5 separate regions of the Homo sapiens genome follow, and regions 1, 2, 3 and 4 are each linked to region 5. Evidence: chromatin contacts called from ENCODE Hi-C or POLR2A ChIA-PET data. All regions are on one chromosome and are shown on one strand. The core of a region is the stretch at or near the end of the contact, and the rest is flanking DNA. Distances in the headings are between cores, read along the strand shown.

The links. Hi-C counts contacts between places; a loop is a spot of excess contacts on that map. ChIA-PET counts read pairs that join two places held with the same protein, here RNA polymerase II (POLR2A). Pooled maps may share reads with other maps.
Region 1: a pooled map shows a loop between it and region 5 (12-fold over the local background). The contact joins the promoter of TSEN2 here to the promoter of NUP210 in region 5. A Hi-C loop is called at or near these places in 6 of 50 pooled maps. POLR2A ChIA-PET finds 5 or more read pairs at or near these places in 2 of 52 experiments (H1 and HEK293T).
Region 2: a pooled map shows a loop between it and region 5 (9-fold over the local background). The contact joins the promoter of RPL32 here to the promoter of NUP210 in region 5. A Hi-C loop is called at or near these places in 1 of 168 maps with a recorded cell type or tissue (B cell), 4 of 37 single-sample maps with no recorded cell type and 13 of 50 pooled maps. POLR2A ChIA-PET finds 5 or more read pairs at or near these places in 4 of 52 experiments (activated CD4-positive, alpha-beta T cell, activated CD4-positive, alpha-beta memory T cell and activated naive CD4-positive, alpha-beta T cell).
Region 3: a pooled map shows a loop between it and region 5 (19-fold over the local background). The contact joins the promoter of MKRN2 here to the promoter of NUP210 in region 5. A Hi-C loop is called at or near these places in 2 of 37 single-sample maps with no recorded cell type and 11 of 50 pooled maps.
Region 4: a pooled map shows a loop between it and region 5 (2.8-fold over the local background). The contact joins the promoter of XPC-AS1 here to the promoter of NUP210 in region 5. A Hi-C loop is called at or near these places in 1 of 37 single-sample maps with no recorded cell type and 6 of 50 pooled maps. POLR2A ChIA-PET finds 5 or more read pairs at or near these places in 1 of 52 experiments (T-cell).

The regions. Positions count from the first base shown.
Region 1 is chr3:12,483,081-12,486,022 of GRCh38, reverse strand. It overlaps TSEN2 (tRNA splicing endonuclease subunit 2), which reads right to left and starts at 1,543. Exons shown (of 12, transcript NM_025265.4): 1 at 1,143-1,543. RefSeq lists an enhancer at 1,200-1,619.
Region 2 is chr3:12,840,248-12,842,947 of GRCh38, reverse strand. RPL32 (ribosomal protein L32) reads left to right here and starts at 1,383. Exons shown (of 4, transcript NM_000994.4): 1 at 1,383-1,454. SNORA7A (small nucleolar RNA, H/ACA box 7A) reads left to right here and starts at 2,498; the gene lies at 2,498-2,636. RefSeq lists enhancers at 805-1,054, 1,148-2,084, 2,085-2,700.
Region 3 is chr3:12,555,654-12,558,494 of GRCh38, reverse strand. MKRN2 (makorin ring finger protein 2) reads right to left here and starts at 1,408. Exons shown (of 8, transcript NM_014160.5): 1 at 1,319-1,408. The coding sequence starts at 1,344. It also overlaps a transcript of MKRN2OS not described here. RefSeq lists enhancers at 689-748, 658-1,181, 1,569-1,628, 1,679-1,788 and a silencer at 1,309-1,398.
Region 4 is chr3:14,148,281-14,150,980 of GRCh38, reverse strand. XPC-AS1 (XPC antisense RNA 1) reads right to left here and starts at 1,419. Exons shown (of 2, transcript XR_001740603.2): 1 at 1,379-1,419; 2 at 1-1,139. It overlaps XPC (XPC complex subunit, DNA damage recognition and repair factor), which reads left to right. Exons shown (of 16, transcript NM_004628.5): 12 at 2,033-2,167; 13 at 2,250-2,419. RefSeq lists enhancers at 1-126, 1,744-2,428.
Region 5 is chr3:13,418,754-13,421,664 of GRCh38, reverse strand. It overlaps NUP210 (nucleoporin 210), which reads left to right and starts at 1,343. Exons shown (of 40, transcript NM_024923.4): 1 at 1,343-1,605. The coding sequence starts at 1,439. RefSeq lists silencers at 1,109-1,508, 1,559-2,128.

The DNA of each region.
Region 1 (2,942 bases), core at 294-2,793, 940 kb after region 5:
TTTAAGTCTTCTCTAGATTACTTAGAATACCTAATACAATGTAAATACTAAATAATTGTTATATATATATATTTTTAAATTTCTTTTTCCAAATATTTTTGATGCAACATTGGTTGAATCCACAGATTCGGAACCTGATAGCGAGAGCTGACTGTACTATCCTCATTCCACAGATATGAAAGAAGAGCGGTGCCTGAGGTGCACAAAAACATATAGGAAAGACTGGGTCAGTTGTCAAGAGGTTTGGGATGCAAAGGTTGGTTTGGAATTGGAGTCACTGCAGGTTATTTAGAATGATGATTGAAAAATGCAGATTAAGAAAATTAAACCTGGGAGTGGTACATCACACAGTGGCCCTCAAGCTTACCTACCCTTAACTCCTCATGCCCAGGCCTCACCTGCAATCAATTACATCAGAATTTCCTGGGTGGACCCAGCTGATTTTAACATATAGCTAACCACTGGTAACAGCAAGGTCTATTCAAATTCACTTAATCCCAGTAGCCCCCGGAGGTAAAGACTATTTTTATTTCCATTGTACAGATGTGGAAAGTGACTCGGAGGGGCCGGGCGCACCCCTGAGAAATCTTTACTTCTTATTTCCCCAACCTGCGCAACCTGACTCCAGAGCTGCATATTCTTACTTTCTATTAAAAGCAGAGTCTGTTTCTTATTCTTCCCTCGAGCACACAGGCTAACACCTCTTAGGTGATGGTAAATGTCTATTAGAAAAACAAAAAAGGGAGAGGTGGCTCCATTTAATTTTCCAACCTTCCTGGACTAGGTGCCAAACAAACCTGGTTAAAAAACCTCCTACCCAGCAAATCTCACCTTCTCCCAACCAAAACACGCTTCAAGCTCCATCTGCGCACCTCCTGGGCTTAGGGAGGCAAGGATGAAAGGCACAAGGTAAACAATCCTGCCTCTGGGGAGCTTTCAAGTTAGAACCTGAGAATAAGCCATATAAACAGATGACCAGCCTTTGAAAGTTGTTGTCAGGATTAAATGCATAATTTTGCAGAAGGCGTTTCGTTCGGGGCCTACCACGTGGAAAGCGCTCACCAGACGACAGCTGCAAATAAAATAAACTGCGCACCCCAACAGCGTTAGGGGCCCCGCCAATTCCTAACTCCCTGTCTTACCCCTTTGCTTCTTTCCTTGACTACCCCCACACCCGACCGAACTCCACCAGAGGCTGCGGCTCCTCTCGGGCATTGTCAGCTGCACCTTGCGCCCCAGCCCCACCAGCCCTGAACAAGGCGCCGGCGTTTCCAAGAACCAAGGGCTGCAGGCGCACGAGGAAAGCGCGGAGGAGTCAGTGACCGGGCGCACTCGGAAGCCTGGCTCCCCGTCCCGGCACTGTCTCGGCCGGCTGTGCGACCCCAGCACAGTACCTAGGCCCTTTCCTCTCTCGCCCTGGAGGACTTTCGGAAGAGCGAGATTTCCTTTCGCTGCAAAACACCAAACTCGGAAAGGGCCGCGCTTTCCTCGCCCAGGGCCCTTACCTTTCTTGGCCCCACGCGCTCGCCGTTACCCCGGCAACGCCGGCCGTGGGGCGGACACCGCTGCCGTCAAGCAGTGCGGCCGCAAAGCCAGCCGAGTGCGCAGCCGCAGAGCTCCCGTCGGGACTTGGCGGAGTGCGCCTGCGCACGGCCGGCTGGCGGGTGTTCTGTGCGCCAGCTCTGCCACTGCGGAGTATGAGGCGGAGGCTGCGTGCGCGCTTTGCTGCTCTCTGCAGGATTGTACGGAAGCCAGAACGATCCTGCAAGACGCATTTTACAGATGAGATGCAGTTACCCGTCAAATGTCACATAGTCACGTGGGAGGTGGGAGAGACCTAGAATCTTCGGCCCTCGGTGGATGGGATGTTTGAGGCGACCGACAGGACTTTATTAAATGGCCCTGAGGAAACTGATCTCATCTTTCTCAATGTAGAAAGAGGATCACAGCAGCGCACCTGTGTACGCTGCAGCATGCGGGGAACTTGCAAGGACGTTTTCTCTGGCAGACACCTGGCCAGAAGCCTCTGTGTGCCCAGACTGCCTGTGCAGTTAAGGGACAATAGGCGGCAGGTCCACCTGCTCTGCATCCCCATTTTCCCCCCTCACTGGCTGCGTGAGCTTGAATGACTGACAACCTTTCTGAGCTTGAGTTTACTGAAAAATGGGCCATCAGAATTACGGGAGATGAGCAAAACTGGAGTGCAATAGGAAGTGTAAGTTTCTCCTGACCTGGTTATTTTAAAGGAGCCCTGTGGGGAGTCCAATATATACTTTCCCAAATATGAATCACAGGAGTTCCACCACACAGACTAAGCAGGAGGCAAAGGAGGATGGCAAGGAAGTGTGGCAAATACTGCTGGAGAGATTCATGGTGCTAGATGTGATGATGGATGTTGAATTTTGGACTTCTGCCAATGTTCTTGCCTCCATTCCTTCACGCATGCTGTTGCCTCTATGTTCCCTCCCCTCTGTTAGCTGCAGTAATTCCTGGTCAGCCTTTAGGTCTCAGCTCAAATATCACCTCTTCCAGGAGACTTCTTGCCTTCCCAGACCTGCTTGGGTGACTTGCCTCTGTGCTCTGCAGTAGTCTGGCATGGCATGTGTTGTCCCTGTTTTTCTGGCCCTTTTTATTTTTTGAGACGGAGCCTGGCTCTGTCGCCCAGGCTGGAATGCAGTGGCACCATCTCAGCTCACTTACCTCACTGCAATCTCTGCCTCCCAGGTTCAGGTGATTCTCCTGCCTCAGCCTCCCGAGTAGCTCGGATTACAGGCGCCTGCCACCACGCCCGGCTGATTGTTATATTTTTAGTAGAAACGGGGTTTCACCACGTTGGCCAGGCTGGTCTCAAACTCCTGACCTCAAGCGATCCTCCCGCCTCGGCCTCCCAAAGTGCTGGGATTACAGGCTTGAGCCACTGCATCCTGCCTGGCCCTTTTTGA
Region 2 (2,700 bases), core at 134-2,633, 580 kb after region 5:
CTATTCTTTTCCAAAGTGACTGCACCATTTCATATTTGCACTAGCACTGTACGGACATTCCCATTTCTCTGTCCTAGTGAGTGTGAAATGGTATCTCACTGCAGTTCCAGTTTGTATTTCCCTGATGGCTAATGATGTGGATCATTTCATGTGTTCATTGGCCACAGAGAAATGTCTATTTGGATTCTTTACCCATTTTTCAATTGGGTTATTTGTCTTTATAGGTTTGTTGTTGTTGAGACAGAGTCTTGCTCTGTCACTCAGGCTGGAGTGCAGTGGCATTATCACAGCTAACTGCAGTCTAGAACTGCTGGGCTCACGTGATCATCCCAGCTCAGCCTCTCGAGTAACTGGGACTACAGGCATGCGCCACCAGCCCCAGCTAATTATTTTATTTTTTGTAGAGACAGGGTCTTACTATGTTGCCTAGGCCGGTCTTGAACTCCTGGGCTCAAGCAAATCTCCCACCTCAGACTCCCAAAGTATTGGAATTATAGGTGTGAACCATAGTGCTCAGCCAATTTGCACAATAATCTTAAATACAAAAGCTAAGCAAAACAAATCAAGAGCATCTTTAAAAACTAGGCAGTCTGGGAGGCAGGGGCTGCCGTGAGCCGTGAGATGGCACCTTTGCATTCCAGCCTAGGTGACAGAGGGAGGCCCTGTCTAAAAAAAACCAAAAACCAAAAAACAAAACAAAACAAAAAACATCTAGGCAGTAGCTCGTGCCCGTAATCCCAGCTACTCAGGAGGCTGAGGCGAGAGAATCGTTTGAGCCCAGGAGTTCAAGACCAGCCTGGGCAACAGAGTGAGACCCCATTTCTAAAAAATGAACAAAGAAAAACTAGGCAGTTTCGCCCAGTGGTTAGAAGCGTGGAGTTTGGAGTCAAGTCTCCAAATTTCATCTTCCACATATGCAAAATGGAGACAATAATAGGGGTACGTTATAGAATTGTGGTAGGCATAGTGAACTCCATCGCATGTTAGCTGTTTTCGTTACTATTTACTGTCTAAATTCGGTGATGAAATTATTAGGAAGTCTCTGTCTTGTTCTCTTCTGACCACTAAGAGGCGCACTTCGGAGTAGAAGAAACGCGGGCGGAAATAGCCCAAAAGCGGATTGGCTTCGACTTCTGGCGGAAGTAAATTCCTCCCTCCACCAGGTCTTATTAGCTCAGAAAGAATTCCAAATTTCTACGTAGTCCCAAGGATAGGTAGAATACATTTCTCAGTCCTATTCCTAGTTATTATTGTCTATTAAAACATGTATACTCAGAATTTTTGCGGCATTATTTTTTGACGTGTCTTTATTTTATTTAAAAGAGCCGGAGCCGGAAGTGCTTGCCTTTTTCCCTGCTAGGACCCAGGGGTTACGACCCATCAGCCCTTGCGCGCCACCGTCCCTTCTCTCTTCCTCGGCGCTGCCTACGGAGGTGGCAGCCATCTCCTTCTCGGTAAGTGTTAATCCGTGGCAATCCGCATTCCTGCGGGATTCATCTGGCCCCGTCGCCCAGTGGTGCGGAGGCCTCCCCTTCAGCGCGGTAGTGTCTGTGGGTATTGTTATTGTCAGCTTACTGGAGCGTGTACAGGAACAGAACGAAGCCGCCGAGTTGATAGGGCTTTGCGTCCCAGAGCCTCCTGCCCTCCGCCTGTATTCAGAGCTGCGGGCTGCTTGTTTGTTCCTTGGCGGTGGAGGGTGCTAGTTGAGGCCAGACTTCGGGGTCTCCTGGGGGCCGTGGGACGACCAGGGGTGGCCCAGCTTGACAGCTTTCAGCTGGGATCTGTGGATCCCAGCGCTCACCAATGTCGGCCCACGTGTATTCGTTCATGCCATGGCCGGCTTCTTCCGCTGCAGTCTCTGGCCCGAGGGCTGCTGCTGCGGGACCGCCAAGGAAAGACGAGCTGTAGGTCGGCTGGTCCAGCTGCAGGCAGAAATTCTGGTAGTATCTCTGGGAATATGAAGATGCAACTGCCCCCACCTTGCCTTCGAGGATATCATGGGCCAGAAGGCAGAGTCGTTTTGAATACGTGGTTCATTGAGTACCCACTCTGGGCCAGTTGATGGCTGCGAAGAGAGCAGAAGGGGTGCTGCTGTAGGAAATCAATGGCTCGGAAGACCACACTGAGGAAGGTGTGAGTTGATACTGGAAGATCTCCAGGTTTGAGGCATCTTCAGAGGTATATGGTGGTTTTGTGTGTGTTGAGGGTGTGGTAGCGCAGCAGCTCCCTAGGGAATTAGAAGGTTTTATTGAACATTTACCCTGTGACAGGCACTGCAGGCATTCAGCGCGCAGTGTCATCTTCATTTTACAGGTGAGGAAAAGACTCAGGTTCAAGTAGATGGTCAAGGCCAGTACTACCGGAAGGACCATCTGGGGGTTCGGACACTGGTGGGGTGGGATTTGCTGCCCCTTGCAAATTGAGAGTGTCTTGGGGTCAGTTTTGATTTGCTCAGCTGTTGGCATTCTTTGGGCTCTGAGTGGGTGAGGTGACCCTTGACCTCCTGGGATCGCATCTGGAGAGTGCCTAGTATTCTGCCAGCTTCGGAAAGGGAGGGAAAGCAAGCCTGGCAGAGGCACCCATTCCATTCCCAGCTTGCTCCGTAGCTGGCGATTGGAAGACACTCTGCGACAGTGTTCAGTCCCTGGGCAGGAAAGCCTCCTTCCAGGATTCTTCCTCACCTGGGGCCGCTTCTTCCCC
Region 3 (2,841 bases), core at 159-2,658, 860 kb after region 5:
AAATGGTAGAATTAAACCATAGAGCGAGGGGAGGAATACAGAGGTTTTTCTAGGAGGCTACAAGCTGCTTTACAGTGCACAATGACCTAGGAATACTTCCTCCAGCAGGAGAAACTTTATACAAATAAAAATACGTAAACACACACAAACCCGTCTTCACAAAACACCTTCTAGTACAAATAACCTAGTAAAAGTCTTTTTATAGACACTAGGTGCAAATTTCTGACAACAGCTTAACATAAGCCACCTGGGCCTTGGATAAATTGAACAGTAAATGTACACTAATGCTAACAGAAAACTTACTACACAGTCACGTCTCAACTATTCATACCAATGAAGAGAAGTAACAACATAGAAAATAAACTGTTTATTACACAAACTCTATAACTGTTTTTAAGCAATGTTTCCCATAAAAATTATTAAATGAAATTTGCATTTTCCAAGCATACAATTCAATTTGCGTTTTCCAAACATACAATTCAATAGGACTAGACTCCATTACCAGTAAGCCACAAGCTGACCAAGCAATGAGGGTGTTACACAACCACACTATTCTATTTCATAGGAGCAGTCGTAGTGTAGCTATCTGGCTATTTTCTACAATAAACCATCCATTACCGTCGCATTTCTCCTCGTAAATGGCTCTCTCAGTAAGATAAATGAGTGTCAACGTCTTTCGGTCTCAGTTTCCTGCACTGTAAAATGGTAATAATAACTACTAAGTTGTCTTACTGTGAAGTCTGATGATAATGAATATAAAGGACTTGGAAATATGCAGGGCGCTTCGCCGATATTCACAATATGCTACCTGTCGTTATTTTCCACACAACAACTTTTACTTGTTAACTCTCTGCAAGTTTAGATTGCATCTGGATTCTCCAAACTTTGAGGCCCTCATAATCGATTAACAAATTACTCCTATGTGGTATCCCCATTTGTAACCGTCCTCTCGGCGTCCCTTTACTCAACTTCAAATCTTTTCCAGTTAAAGCGTAAGCCCCAGAGCCTTCCCGACAGCGCCCCGGCATCCTGCACGGCCCTGGCTAGGACGTCCTTCCTCCCAGCCCACAGGGGCCACGCTTCAAACTCGGGGCGTAGCCCCCCGCGCTGGCCTCGCCCAGCGTCTCGGCCACGCATCCCCCGGATCCCCGGCTGTGGCGGCAGCGCTCGCTCTGCCTCGCAAAGCCCCGCCGCGAACAGCCGAGTAACTTTCCGAGTCCCGCTCTAGCCTCAGGTTCCCGGACCACAGCACTGGCGCGCACCGGCCCCCCTGCGGCCTGGGGGAGCGGCCCGAAGCTCCTGGCTCCAGCGCACTGACCTGCAAGTGATCTGCTTGGTGCTCATGGTGGCTGGGCTGAGGGACCGTCGTCGTGCCGCCGCCTCTCGCAGCCGCTGCCGCCTCGGCCTTGGCCCTGGCCCGGCCCATCCCGCGTAGCCGCGTCACGCCGGCGCACGCCGGCGCACGCCGCCCCTCCGGTGTGGCACCTTTGTAGCGCCGGCGGGTAACCTAGCCGTCGTCACAATTGGTTCCGCACCGGGGATCGGGCCGGCTGTCCCGGCATCCCTGCTCTCGGTGTCCCGCACTTCCAAGCCTCCGGGGCGGAGCCTGGCTGGCATCTTAGTCCTGCCAGTCTTATCCCGATGCCTACTGTTAGTGCCTGCGATTCTGCCCCGATCGCCAAGAGTATTCCTTAGGGATCTCCCGCCTCCTTCGAGGCACTTCACCACTCCTGGGGAAACTCCAGCCTCTCCTCTTAATCCCGGATGCCCCTATCCATTCATACTCGCACTCACTGGGCACCCTTCTCAGGCCCTGCCTCAACTGTTCCCGCCGGACCTCGCCTCCCACTTAAGGAAATTCCTTAGCTCTCTCCCAACTGCTCTTTCCCCAAATCTCTACTTCCACAAGTTTTAGTCTTCATTTTCTTTCCTGCCAGTCTTGTGCTGCTCGTCTTCCATTTCCTATGGTGGAAACCCCAAAAGTTATTTTTGACACTTCCCTCTAGCTCTCTATACCCTGCAGATTCTGCTCCCACACCTCTGTCCAATGCGTCCTCTTCTGCCCCCTTTCCACCGTCCCTTCTACCTAGCACCATGCGATACCTTTTTTTTTAATTATTATTATTTTATTTTTTATTTTTTTGAGACGGAGTTTCTCTCTTGTTGCCCAGGCTGGAGTGCAGTGGGGCGATCTCGGCTCACTGCAACCTCCGCCTCCCGGGTTCAAGCGATTCTCCTGCCTCTCAGCCTTCCACGTAGCTGGAATTACAGGCGTGCACGCCTGGCCAGCCATGCGATAGCCTTTTAACTGGTCTTCTGGCTTCCGTTCCTGGTAAAAATCTATTTTTAAAACATAAATCGGATCATGTCATTCACCTTTTAATCTTACAATGGTTTCTCATTGCTTAAAAACTCGAGATACATAACATGCACAATATAAGTGCACCAAACACATTCTATGAATTTTTGCACATGCATACACTCATGAAACTACCACCCAGATCAAAATAAAGAATTTTTTGTTTTGTTTTGAGGCAGGGTCTTGCTCTGTCGCCCAGGCTGGAGTGCAGTGGCGCCATCATAGTTCAAGCAGTCCTCTGCCTTAACCTCCCCAGCAGCTGGGAATACAGGTGCGCGACACCATGCTCGACTAAACTTCAAAATGCTGGAGTAAGGAGAGGTTGAGCCGGAAGGATCCTTTGAGCATAGTTCACTGCAGTCGAGGCTGCAGGGGGTGGGTGGGGGCTGGATATTATCGACACCCCAGAAGGGCTTCCTTATGGTCCTTCCCAGGCAATACTTTACAAAGGTCATTGCTTGGGTTCATCTCTATCACTATAA
Region 4 (2,700 bases), core at 170-2,669, 730 kb before region 5:
GCATCTTGGCCATCCTTGTCCCACCTTGGCCAGCGCCTTTAGTCTGAGTCCCGCACCCTCCCCATGGTGCACAGTGATGTTCTGGTGCTCACTGCCTCTGCATTCCAGAGGACTTAGGCCCCAGGTCCCAGTGTTCTCCCACCTCTGTGCCCTGTGGGGTCCAGCCCTGTTCTCTTGGGCAACCCCTTGCCCCTTTAAGCCTCTGCTCAGGCGGGACCTGTTTTGAGCAGCCTTTCTTGCCTCCACTGTCCTCAGGGCTGGGCAATGGCTTGCCTCTGAGCTCCTGTTCCACCCTGTACTCATCACGCTGAGTCGTAGCTCTGTCTCTTCCCCTGCAGGAGCCTGAGCTCCTAAGAGCAAAGACTGTCCTCGCTCCATCCCTCCTTCATGACTGGGTCATGGCCTGGTCTCCAGGAGATCCCAGTGGAAGTTTACTGAACAGTGTGCTGGGTGAATGGCTTCTCAGAAAGGGACGGTTGTCAGAACTCAGAGTCCCTCTGTCCCTGAAGTGGTGACAGAGAGGGTGCGCCCAGAGATCATGGCAGGAATGGACATGAGAGCTCGCAGGCCACCCCCAACCTGGGGAATGGCTTTTCACATTTTTAAAGGGTTATAAGAATGAGAAGAATAAAGAATATGTGATGGAGGCCACGCATGACCCTTTACAGAACAAGCTTGTGGGCCCCTGCACTAGAGGAAGTCTGTATGCTGAGGCCCAGGGGCCAGCCCTCAGCCGCACGCCCATGCCTGACTCCTCTAAGAGTTACGTGACTCTGTCCTTGCCTGTCCTGCGCCCCTCTCACCACTTCACTCCCCAGGGAAGATCTTGGCCTTGGCCACTGCACGCTGTTGGGGAGCACACTGGGAGTCCTGAACTGTCAGTGCTTTCTAGGGCGTGTGAGCAGACATAGGTTATATGTTGAGACACAGGCTCTACTGATGGACAGTTACCTGAATTGTAAATCCTGGTTCTTGTCACTTACCAGCCATCAGCTCTTAAGTGACTTTGTCTCTCAGTCTCAGTCACTGCTATCAGTGATGACAGCACAGAATATAGGCTAGTGGATGAAAGTGTGGGCTCTGGCCCTTACGAGCTGTGTGACTTTAGGCAAATCATTTACCCCGTCTGTGGTGTTCATCTGTAAAATGGAAACAATAATAAGACCTACCTTGTGGGTTTGTTGAAAAAATTAAATAATAACATATAAAGCACTGAAGATAGGCTGGGCGCAGTGGCTCATGCCTGTAATTCCAGCACTTTCGGAGGCCAAGGCAGGTGGATCATTTGAGGTCAGAAGTTTGAGACCAGCCAGGCCAATATGGTGACACCCCATCTCTACCAAAAATATAAAAATTAGCTGGGCATGGTGGCGGGTACCTGTAGTCCCAGCTACTCAGGAGACAGGCACGAGAATCACTTGAATCCGGGAGGTGGAGGTTGTAGTGAGCTGAGATCACACCAGGGCACTCCAGCCTGGGCAACAGAGTGAGACTCCGTCTCAGGGGGATAAAAAAACAAAAAACACCGAGAATAGTGTCTGGGACAGAGAATGTTCCATAAATGTTAGCTAGTGCTTGTAGTAAGAAAAGGGGAGCAGCCGGGCACGGTGGCTCACGCCTGTAATCCCAGCCCTTTGGGAGGTTGAGGCGAGTGCATCACCTGAGGTCAGGAGTTCGAGACCAGCCTGGCCAACATGGTGAAACCCCCGTCTCTACTAAAAATACAAAAATTAGCCGGGCGTGGTGGCAGGCACCTGTAATCCCAGCTACTCAGGAGGCTGAGGCAGGAGAATTGCTTAAACCCAGGAGGCAGAGGTTGCAGCGAGCCAAGATTGCACCACTGTACTCCAGCCTGGGCGACAGAGCGAGACTCTGTCTCAAAAAAAAAAAAGGGAGAAAAAGCACCCCAGCTGGTAGGTGTGTTCTGAGGGTTCACCAGGTACCAGGCATGCGGCACTGAGCATGGTGCCTGGCCCGGTGCTGAGGAACTGGATGCCTTTGTTGTAAACGGTGGCCGTGTCCTCTGGTGCAGATGGTGAAAGGCTTTTCTAACCGTGCTCGGAAAGCCCGACTTGCTGAGCCCCAGCTGCGGGAAGAAAATGACCTGGGCCTGTTTGGCTACTGGCAGACAGAGGAGTATCAGCCCCCAGTGGCCGTGGACGGGAAGGTAAGGGCAGCATCAGAAGGGCTCAGGACCAGGCCGCCTTGTTCCCCTGCTGGCCAAATGCTGACTTGCTCACCCGACACAGGTGCCCCGGAACGAGTTTGGGAATGTGTACCTCTTCCTGCCCAGCATGATGCCTATTGGCTGTGTCCAGCTGAACCTGCCCAATCTACACCGCGTGGCCCGCAAGCTGGACATCGACTGTGTCCAGGCCATCACTGGCTTTGATTTCCATGGCGGCTACTCCCATCCCGTGTGCGTGAGGGGCCTTCGATGGAGGCTAAACACAGGGATGGGGAGGGGTGGCTCCAGAGATGGGGATGGAAAGCTGGCATGGGGCTGCTGGGAGTTGAGGCCTGGTGGCTCCAATTTTCAGGATGTTACACTGGATTTGCAAAGTCAGTGCTTTACCAATTCTGGCTTCCCTCCAGAGGGAACGGAGCCAATGAAACTGGCATCGTAATGCTGGATTAAAACGTTCTTCCCAGGTTTAGGGACTCACAGGCTAGTGAGCAAAAAACAGTCAGCATCTTTCC
Region 5 (2,911 bases), core at 94-2,593:
CACAAATACCCTCTGAGGCTGCCTTTTCCGCGCAAGTCTGTTTTTTGTTTCTTCAAAGGGAGCCCGTTGGAATTCCCCTCCCAGAGCACCTGGTTCCACACAGGGCCGACCCTCACCCCCTTAGTTCTGGTTATCTCCAGAGATTTCCCCCAACACACACATTCCCTGGTCTAGGGCCCTCAGGCTTCGAGGGTGACCCCAAACACCCCGCATCACCATCCAAAAGCCCCATGATCCCTGAGGGGCAGGCTCAGCCTATGCGGGCCTCGCTGAAGCCCAGTGCGGTGTCTATGCCCAACCCAGGGGCCGCCGCCTCCAAAAAGCCTTCCTAGCCTTACTGACATTTATCCTCTCCTTCCTGGTCACCCAGTGGCATCGTTGTGTGTCTTCCTGGTTACAGTCAGCATCCACTTCCTGCACTCCTCAGACAGCCGGCCAGTGCACCCTCACCCCACCCTTTCCTGACCTCCCGCTAGGCTGGGCCTTCTCTGCAAGGCTAGATTCATATTTTAGCGGCACCAAGCAGTCAGGTGCCTGCTGACGCATGCCTTCATGCAATTCACGACAGACAGCTAAAAGCCACAGAGCACAGCGCGGAATCTAAGGCCTTCCATTGGTGTGCAGGTGGATTCCGCGGTGCTAAACTTTCTTTTGTGGGTGTGGGGGCCGTGGAGGGGGTTGTGCTCTGGCAGCGTTGGCGCCCTAAATGACCTATAGGTAACCTCTAATGGCTTCCGCAGGGGGTGCAGTGCGGAGGACAAGAGCTTGGGGCTCTCTGGCTGAGTGATCTGGGGGCCATTCAACCGGTTTTTTCCTGGAGAAATGGGAATCTTAAGGCCTCTCTGGAAAGGGTGTGAGGGGGTCGAGGGGGAGCGGGCCCCGGGCCTTCAGCGCTTCAGCAGGTGGCTTCCCTTTGCGAGCCCGGGGTCCCTCTTCTGGGAAGCATGGGCTGGGACAAGGCAGGCGCCGGTTTTCTGCATCCCAAATGTCCTGGGGCATGTGTCCCTTCCTTGCTGACCGTGGGTCCGGGCCAGAGCGCAAGGTCCAAAGCCGGCGGCTTGGCTCCACCGCCAGGGGCAAATACCAGGGCGGGATGCGTGCTGCGGGGCGCCCCGGGGGCTCCCCCTTGGGACTTCTAGGGTCCAGGGGTCCCCGCGGGCGCGCCCCAAGCCTTCTCCCTCAGCTCCGGGGGCCCGGGCGCGCGCCCATCCCCCAGCCCCGCGTCCCTGCGCGAGGGCCGGGCTGGGGGTGGGGTCGCCGCGAGCTCGGCCCCCAGAGTTCCCGCGCTCAGGCCCAGGAAGCGGCGGCCGCCGACGGCCCTCGCCCCGCCCCCGCGCTCATCACCTGCTGGCCTGGCGCGCGCGCGGGCGGGAGCGGAGGGCAACGGGGCGGCGCGGGCGGCCGGGCGCAGGGTCGCGGGAGGTGACGCGCGGCGAGGATGGCGGCGCGGGGCCGGGGGCTGCTGCTGCTGACGCTGTCGGTGCTGTTGGCGGCGGGCCCCTCCGCCGCTGCGGCCAAGCTCAACATCCCCAAAGTGCTGCTGCCCTTCACGCGGGCCACGCGCGTTAACTTCACGCTGGAGGCCTCGGAGGGCTGCTACCGCTGGTGAGGCGCGCGGCCGGGCCGGGCGGGCGCCGTGGGCCGGGCTGGGCCTTCGCGCTGAGAGGCTGGGCGGGCGCCGGGAGGCCGGCAGAGCCGGCAGGTGCGCGGCGCGCTCTCGCTGGGCGCTAGGCTGCAGCACTCGGAGCGGCGGGTGCGCGTGGGTCGCCACCACTGCTCATGTCATGGCGCCGTCCGGGCCTCCGCGCCGCTGAGGCGCGAGCAGAGCGGGCGCAGCCTGGCGGCCGTGACCCGCGTGTTCTGGGTTGTGCGGGAGGAGGGGTGGCCTGGGGAGCGGCGTCTGGGACCGCAGGGCCCAAGCCGGCCGGGCCCGAGCCGGCCTGACCCGGGAGGGGGCGCCGGGGCAGCTGGGCCGCACTTCCCTTGAGTCTGGGACCCCAGCTCGGGTTTGTCTGTGACCGCCCTCGCCCTGGCGTGGGAAGTGAGTCTGTGAAACGAAGCGCAGCGCCTAGCGTCGCGGGGAGGAACGGAGACCCTGGAGGAAAGGAGTTTTGGAGGGAAGCCCAGGGGCCGCTTTACAGAGGCGAAGTGAGACGAGGCAGGCCGGCGCTTCCCCTCAGGCTGCCTCGGCGCGGGTCCTGATGCTCAGGGCATTTCCATCACCCTCCCTCTCGGGTTGGGAGTTCTCCAAGGGGTCGGATGCGGAGTGTGACCCTGTGGAACCACAGGGACCCATGAAACCAGAGACCGACACTGACAGGGCGGTGCAGTCCAGCCCTTCCATTTTGCAGACCAGGGGAAATGGAGCTCCTGCCCCTGGCAAGGCTGCGTGGGCACGACTGAGCGCCCTTAGCTTCCCAGCCCAGCCGTCCTAGGGGTGAAAAGATGGGCTTCCGCCCTTCCCACCCCCAGGATGCTCAGTAGTTGCTCCCTTTATTTCTGTTTCAAGACTGGGTCAAGGTTGAGGCAGAACGGGGTGTGACCACGTGACAGCCATGTGTGTAAGCCTGGACATGTGTGTGTCAAGCCTGTTTGAGTATTAGTCTGTGCGTGTATGTAAGTGTGATGCCCGAAGCTCAGACCAGCCAGCTTTCTCTGTTGCTTGCACTATTTGCCCTATTTCTTTCTTTCTTTTTTTTTTTTTTTTTTTTTTTTTGAGACGGAGTTTTGCTTTGTCGTCCATGCTGACGTGCAGTGGTGCGATTTCGGCTCACTGCAACCTCCACCTCCCGGGTTCAAGCGATTCTCCCGCCTCGTAGCTGGGATTACAGGTGCAGGCCACCTGGCTAATTTTGTTTGTTTGTTTGTTTGTTTTTAGAGTGCACTCCAGCCCTTGTTGCCCAGGCTGGAG